Linked DNA regions of Homo sapiens: all the other regions are linked to region 1. A link is an interaction called in ENCODE POLR2A ChIA-PET data of the cell type or tissue named here. Cell type or tissue: PC-9. All regions are shown on one strand. Region 1 holds the start of ABHD11 (abhydrolase domain containing 11). Region 2 holds the start of METTL27 (methyltransferase like 27). Region 3 overlaps MLXIPL (MLX interacting protein like).

The links. ChIA-PET counts read pairs that join two places held together with the same protein. Peaks named below come from ENCODE experiments on the same cell type or tissue, not always from the same donor. Only the 100,000 strongest peaks of a DNase experiment are listed, where the experiment ranks them.
Region 2: POLR2A ChIA-PET joins it to region 1 with 20 read pairs; 21 of 35 experiments call an interaction of 5 or more read pairs at or near these places.
Region 3: POLR2A ChIA-PET joins it to region 1 with 13 read pairs; 21 of 35 experiments call an interaction of 5 or more read pairs at or near these places.

The regions. Positions count from the first base shown.
Region 1 is chr7:73,737,865-73,740,364 of GRCh38, reverse strand. ABHD11 (abhydrolase domain containing 11) reads left to right here and starts at 1,563. Exons shown (of 6, transcript NM_148912.4): 1 at 1,563-1,719; 2 at 1,902-2,037. The coding sequence starts at 1,595. RefSeq lists enhancers at 450-1,106, 1,107-1,764 and a silencer at 1,443-1,542. In PC-9, no CTCF peak of the experiment used is centred here; DNase peaks (open chromatin) are centred at 1,344 and 1,977; H3K4me3 peaks cover 2,228 bases; H3K27ac peaks cover 2,401 bases.
Region 2 is chr7:73,841,114-73,843,613 of GRCh38, reverse strand. METTL27 (methyltransferase like 27) reads left to right here and starts at 1,098. Exons shown (of 6, transcript NM_152559.3): 1 at 1,098-1,124; 2 at 1,470-1,596; 3 at 2,416-2,500. The coding sequence starts at 1,474. RefSeq lists a silencer at 940-1,039 and an enhancer at 1,160-1,459. In PC-9, no CTCF peak of the experiment used is centred here; a DNase peak (open chromatin) is centred at 1,073; H3K4me3 peaks cover 1,810 bases; H3K27ac peaks cover 939 bases.
Region 3 is chr7:73,603,592-73,606,091 of GRCh38, reverse strand. MLXIPL (MLX interacting protein like) reads left to right here. Exons shown (of 17, transcript NM_032951.3): 6 at 1-182; 7 at 324-404. Among named protein-coding and RNA genes, the nearest start is that of MLXIPL, 20 kb to the left of the region's middle. In PC-9, no CTCF peak of the experiment used is centred here; no DNase peak of the experiment used is centred here.

The sequences.
Region 1 (2,500 bases):
TTGTTGGGCCAGGTGTGGTGGCTCATGCCTGTAATCTCAGCACTTTGAGCCCAGGAGTTCGAGACCAGCCTGGGCAACATAGCAAGCCCCCGCTTCTATTTTTTAAAAAAAAAATTTTTTTTTTGAGATGGAGTCTCGCTCTGTCACTGAGGCTGGAATGCAGTGGCAAGATCTCGGCTCACTGCAACCTCCATCTCCCAAGTTCACACGATTCTCCTGCCTCAGCCTCCCCAGTAGCTGGGATTACAGGGCCGTGCCACCACCCACGGCAATTTTTTTTTTTTTTAAACGGAGTCTGTCTCCGTCCGGTAGGCTGGTGTGCAGTGGCATGATTTCCGCCCATTGCAACCTCCGCCTCCTGAGTTCAAGCGACTCTCCTGCCTTAGCCTCCCGAGTAGCTGGGATTACAGGCACCCGCCACCACGCCCAGCTAATTTTTGTATTTTTAGTAAAGACGGGGTTCCACCATATTGGCCAGGGTGGTCTCCAACTCCTGGCCTCAGGTGATCTGCCCACCTCAGCCTCCCAAAGTGCCGGGATTACAGGCGTGAGCCACCGCACCCGGCCTAAAAAAAAAAATTGTAACCATGATTCAGTAAAAAAAAAAAAAAAAAAAAAAATGTTAAAATTAGTCTGCGCCTGTAGTCCCAGATTCTCGGGAGGCAAAGGCGGGAGGATCGCTTGAGCCCAGGAGGTCGAGGCTGCAGTGAGCTACGGTCGCGTCACTGCACTCCGGCCTGGGCGAGGGTAAGACCCCCACCAAAAAAAAGTATAGGACTCGGGCAACTGGCTATCTGGAAGACAGACAGCACCCCAGCAGGAGGTGGGGTGTGGAGAAGACCTTGAAAGGCAGGGTGCCTGATAGGGGAGTATGAGAATGGGGAGTATGGGCAGAAAAGCAGGTGGGATCAGACTGGGGGAGCCTTCCCCAAACGTAAAAGGGACGAAGGGGCTTGGGGAAGAGCTCTAGAGTGCCCCCGAGCTCCTTCTAGATCGACGACTCCAGGATGGGTGGGTGTCCGTGCTCCGCCCAACCTGCCCGGGCCCCCGGCAGTGGAGCACGGCGCCACCACACTGGCACTCCGCCGCCCAGAGCCACCCTGGCGCCGCTCGCCCCCGCCGGCGGCACAGAAACGATGGCAGCCACCCAGGTCAGTGAGCGATGGCAGGTGCGGGGCGGGAACCGAGCCCTAAGCTGCAACCAGAACCGAGCACGCACAGAGCGGCGCAGACCGAATTCCCAGATTCTACGCACCGCGGCGCTTCGCGAGGGGAGGGGCAAGCACCGCGGGTTGCCCAGCCTAGGGCGAGGCCAGGTGCGGCGCTCAGGGCGACCCGCGCAAAGCCTGCGGGGATTACGTAATGGCGTAAGGGGCGGGGATGGAGGCGGGGCCGGACTGTTCTCGGGGATACGTAAGGAAACGGGACCAAGGGCGGAGAATCCCGCGATGGGGGCGGGGAGAGGGCGGGGCTCAAGTCGGAACTGGGCGGGGCGGCTGAAGACGGAAATGGGCGGGGCTGCGAGCTAGGGCGGGAGAAGGAGCGCGGGGAGGACGTACCTTGTGAGATGCGAGCCGGCCAACAGCTTGCAAGCATGCTCCGCTGGACCCGAGCCTGGAGGCTCCCGCGTGAGGGACTCGGCCCCCACGGCCCTAGCTTCGCGAGGGTGCCTGTCGCACCCAGCAGCAGCAGCGGCGGCCGAGGGGGCGCCGAGCCGAGGTCAGTCAAGGGCACCGGGCGGGAGGCCATCCTCTGTCCTCCTTTTCCTGCCGGGCCCCGACGGCCCCATCTCCTCCCTTTGGGCCTGTCACCTCCCAGGCCTCTCCCCCAAAGCTCTTTCCCCCTACCCCTTTCCCCGTCTCCGCCGGCTCAGACTCTGACCTCGATCCTTCCCCTGCCAGGCCGCTTCCGCTTTCCTACAGGCTTCTGGACGGGGAGGCAGCCCTCCCGGCCGTCGTCTTTTTGCACGGGCTCTTCGGCAGCAAAACTAACTTCAACTCCATCGCCAAGATCTTGGCCCAGCAGACAGGCCGTAGGGTGAGCTTTCGAGTGGGCGGGGCTCCTTTGGGGCTGGGCGGGAGTGGGCGGGGCCTGAGAGGAGGCGGGGCAGGGGGGGTCCCGCTTCTCACGCTCACTTCCAGATCCCTCACTCTGAGTATGGACCCTGAACGGCAACCCCATTTATTCCCTCACGTTGCCATCTTCATTAATTCATGTTGTAGATCTCCATCGGGGCTGGCCCATGCCTAGGCGCCTGCACCCTTTCCATGAAGGGGCCTGCTTGTTCACTAGGGATGACCGGGAGCTCACCACCTCTTATGGCAGCCCATTCTTCTGTGCTCCTACTGTTGGAAATTCCTGGAGTCTCCTTCCTGGCATTCTCCGAGATTGCCACCCAGCCAGGCCAGCCCTTCAGAGACGTGGTCACAACCCTGGGGCCTGCTCTTCTCTGGCAGAGTGGCCCCAGGTTCTTCATCTGGGCCTCCTAGGTCTGGAAACT
Region 2 (2,500 bases), 100 kb before region 1:
CCCGGCTAATTTTTGTATTTTTAGTAGAGATGGGGTTTTGTCCTGTTAGCCAGGCTGGTCTCAAACTCCTGTCCTCAAGTGACCCGCCCACCTCAGCCTCCCAAAGTGCTGGGATTACAGGTGTGAGCCACTGCGCCCCGGCCTAATTTTTGCATTTCTCACAAGCTTCCCTAGGGCATCTCCTAGAGGAAACCAAGATGTTACGGAGGCTGACGCTGCGTATCTTCAGGTCACACTTCCAGCCGCAAGACTCTCTCTGCTGTCCAATACAGTAGCCACTAGCCACATGTGGCTATTTAACTTATTAAAATAAAATTTGCCAGTACGGTTTTTTAAAATAAAATTATTAAAATAAAATTTGCCAGGAGGCAGAGGTGGGAGAATCGCTTGAGACTAGGAGTTTAAGACCAGCCTGGACAACATTTTTTGTCTCTACAAAAACTACGAAGATAAAAATAAATAGATAAAAATTTAAAAAGCCGGGCAAGGTGGCATGCACCTGTAGTCCCAGCTACTCAGCTACTCAGAAGGCTGAGGCAGGAGGCTGGCTTGAGCTTGAGTTCAAGGCTGCAGTGAGCTATGGTCAAGCCACTGCACTCCAGCCTGGGCGACAGAGTGAGACCCTGTCTCATAAAACAAAACAAAAATAAAACAAAATAAGTAAATATAAATACAAAGTAAAAATGAAAGCTAATCCTAGGTCCCTCTCCTGCCCATAAGAATTCAGAGACTCCCCAGTGCCTACAAACCTCATGCTTTCAGGAAGCATAAAGGACTTCAGGAGGCAGGAGGGCAGTTGGAGGGGGATGGTGGAGGTGCTGCTACCTGACGGTGGAGGGGGAGGCCGGGGCCAGACCACCGAGAAGCCCCTAAACCCGCACAGCAGGAAAACATCTCCGCAGTCCCTGCTCTACCAAGGCTGGAGGAGGGCCACAAGCCTTGAGCTCATTGGCTGGCGGGGGGGGGGGGGGCGGGCAGACTGCCAGCGCCTTCCTTTGACTGGCTATTTTCTCTCAGCGGAAAACCAATCATTGCGGGCAGGCGGTGAGGGTGTGGCCAGGGTCGCAACACAGGCCCCGCCCCGAGTCCTGTTGCCCACACGCCCGAGGCGCGCTGGATTGGCGGTGAGTTCTGACTCCGGCCTCCTTCGAGACCGTTTCGCTCCGGATGTCGCCCACCTCCGACCCTCTCTCAGTCGGAGGGCGGAAAAGAGGAAGATAGGTCCTTCCTCCAGCCGCGGGGCACCCCCTTCTCCCACCTTGCCCTTCCCCCAGCCCTGCAGCCCCAGAGTGTAAATATCCAAGCCCGCCCTCTCTGCGCTCAGTGTCCCCATCTGGGATAGGGGCCGGGATAGGGGTCGCGCTGGCAGGAGGCCTGGCAGCCTCCTCTGAAGGGGGAGGAGGGAAGGGGGAAAGGAGGGGATGGGCGATTGAGGTGGACCTCGAGACAGGGCAACGGTGTCCCCACAGGAGCATGGCCCAGGAGGAGGGTGGGAGCCTGCCCGAGGTGCGGGCGCGGGTCAGGGCCGCGCATGGCATCCCCGACCTGGCCCAAAAGCTCCATTTCTATGACCGCTGGGCTCCGGACTACGACCAGGTAAACTCATTTGGGGCCTTGCCTCCACTAGACCAGCCTCCATTTTTCTACCTGTAAAGTGGGGAATCAGCCTTGCACCCGGGGGCGGCTGTGAGGACGAAGTGAGGCCTGGCTAAGAACCCTACAGTCCTGCCCCTTCCAGAACCCGCCCCACAGCTCTGGATTGGCAGCCCCATCAGGGGCCATGACCTCCTGAGGGGGGCTGCCTGGAGGAGGTGCTATTGAGAAGTCACTGTGGGGCCGGGCGCGGTGGCTCACAAGCCGTAATCCTAAGCCCTTTGGGAGGCCGAGGCGGGCGGATCACCTGAGGTCAGGAGTTCGAGACCAGCCTGGCCAGCATGGTGCAACCCTGACTCTACTAAAAATACAAAAATTAGCCAGGCCCACGTGGTGGCAGGCGCCTGGTAATCCCAGCTACCCTGGAGGCTGATGCAGGAGAATTGCCTGAATCCGGGACACAGAGGTTGCAGTGAGCCAAGATCTCTTCACTGCACTCCAGCCCGAGTGACAGAGGGAGACTCTGTCTCAAAAAAAAAAAAAAAAAAAGTCATGTGGACTCAGCAGAGAGAGCCGCTTGGCCAGGAGAGAAGGTCCCTGGAGGGCTGAGTCTACTGTACAGTGGGCTGGGGGCTAACTCTCCAGTCCTGGCCCTTTAGCAATGGGAAGCACCTCATGCCTGGGCGTCCCCTCACGCTAGCCCCAGCCAGGCTTGATCCCCAACACACACAGCTTAGCCTGGCAGACTCTGAGACCACCCCATAAGGGAGATCCCCCAAACACTGGGGCACCGGTGTTGTAGGCCCGGCACTCTTTCCCCAGGATGTGGCCACCCTGCTGTACCGTGCGCCCCGCCTCGCAGTGGACTGCCTCACACAAGCCCTTCCAGGCCCGCCCCACAGTGCCC
Region 3 (2,500 bases), 130 kb after region 1:
GCCGGAGCAATGGTGCAAACAGCTCTTCTCCAGTGTGGTCCCCGTGCTGCTGGGGGACCCAGAGGAGGAGCCGGGTGGGCGGCAGCTCCTGGACCTCAATTGCTTTTTGTCCGACATCTCAGACACTCTCTTCACCATGACTCAGTCCGGCCCTTCGCCCCTGCAGCTGCCGCCTGAGGATGGTGAGGGTCTGAGAAAGGGCAGGGGAGAGGGGTGAAGGCCTGTGAGATTCCAGGAGGCCAAGGGAGGGATGGCTGGGGATGGGGGTGGGGACCCTGCTCCTCCCTGCCTGCTGCTGCTGATGTCGCCACTGCTGCCTCCAGCCTACGTCGGCAATGCTGACATGATCCAGCCGGACCTGACGCCACTGCAGCCAAGCCTGGATGACTTCATGGACATCTCAGGTGGGGCGAGCCCCTCCCCAGGTCGGGTGGACGGGCAGGGTCTGTGTGAGGAAGGCCGATGAGCCCATCCCAGGCCCCTCTGGGAGGGCTGATAGTCTGGGTCGTTTCTTTTTTTCTGTCTTTTTATTTATTTATTTATTTTGAGATGGCATCTCACTCTGTCACCAAGGTTGCAGTGCAGTGGTGCCAACCTCTGCCCTCCAGACTCAAGTGATCCTCCCGCCTCAGCCTCCTGAGTAGCTGGGACTACAGGTGTGCACCACCAAACCCGGCTAATTTTTTTTGTATTTTTGGTAGAGATGGGTTTCACCATGTTGCCCAGACTGGTCCCAAACTCCTGAGCTCAAGCCATCCTCTTGCCTTGGCCTCCCAAAGTGCTGGGATTACAGGCATGAGCCACCATGCCTGGCAGGTCTGGGTGGTTTCTGAGGGTTCTTCCTGGTCTCCTTTTGTCCAGCTGGTGTGGCCTCCAATGGGGGCAGGGCCCAAGAGAGTACCTGGCCAGGGAACCAGGGGCTCCCAAGAAAGCAGTGAAGGCTGGGACTCTCTCAGGGGAGAGAAGAACTTTGAATTATTTGGGTCTATTTATTTTTCACACAATGCATTTTAAAACTATTTGCTAGGCTGGGCATGGTGGCTCACACCTGTAATCCCAGCACTTTTGGGAGGCCGAGTCAGGCAGATCACCTGACGTCAGGAGTTCGAGACCAACCTGACCAATATGGTGAAACCCCATCTCTACTAGAAGTACCAAAATTAGCTGGGCGTGGTGGCAGGCACCTGTGATCCCAGCTACTCAGGAGGCTGAGGTGGGAGAATTGCTTGAACCTGAGAGGCAGAGGTTGCAGTGAGCCGAGATCGCGCCACTGCACTCCAGCCTGGGTGACAGAGCAAGACTCTGTCTCAAAAAAATTAAAATAAAAAATAAAACTATTTACTAGAGAACATTTCAAACATGCACACACTAGTAGAGAAAGAGTAGCTCAGCAAAAACCTCCCAAGTCACCATCACTGATGTCACCGACTTATCAACTCTTGGCCAGTCTTTTATCCGAGAACATTCCTTCTCTTCTGTTATGTTTCTATTTTATTTTATTTTAATTTAATTTATTTTTGAGACAGGGTCTCATTCTGTTGCCCAGGCTGGAGTACAGTGGCACAATCACAGCTCACTGCAGCCTCAACCTCCCAGGCTCAAGTGATCCTCCCACCTCAGCCTCCCGAGTAGCTGGGACCACAGGCACGCACCATTATGCCTGGCTAATTTTTTTTATGTTTTGAAGAGACAGGGCCTCCCTGTATTGCCCAGGCTGGTCTAGAACTCCTGGGCTCAAGAGATCCTCCCACCTCAGCCTCCCAAAGTGCTGGGATTACAGGTGTGTGCCACCGTGCCCAGTGCGTTATTTTAAAGAAAATCCCAGGCATGCATCATATCTTGTAAAGCTTTTTTTTTTTTTTTTTTTTTTTTTTTTGAGACGGAGTCTCACTCTGTCACCCAGGTTGGAATGCAGTGAGTCCATCTCAGCTCACTGCAGCTTCCGCCTCCCAGGTTCAAGCGATTCTTGTGCCTCAGCCTCCTGAGTAGCTGGGATTACAGGCATGTGCCACCACACCCAGCTACTTTTTGTATTTTTAGTAGAGACGGGGTTTTGCCATGTTGGCCAGGCTGGTTTTGAACTCCTGACCTCAAGCGATCCTCCCACCTCGGACTCCCAAAGTGCTGGGATTACGGGTGTGAGCTACCGCGTCTGGCCTAAAGCAATTTTTGTAAGTCATGAGTGTCCCTGCCTCCCTCTCCTGACCACAGGGCCACCAAGTTACTGATTCCTCAGTGTCCTCCCAGAGATGCTCCTGTCAGTAGAAGCACATGTGGACAAATGTCTCTGTTTTCACAATTGACTTTCCAAGTGGCCTTCCTCACTTCGCTGTAGGTCTTGCAGGTTATTCCCGATAGCCACACATTTAGGGACCCCCGGAGCTATGTGCGGGCCAGGTAGATATCCAGGCTCAGCCCGTCTCATCGAAGCCCCTGGGGACAGAAAGAGGGTCCCTGGGATAAAGCTTAGTCTTAGTGACCTCCTAATTCCTTCCCCACG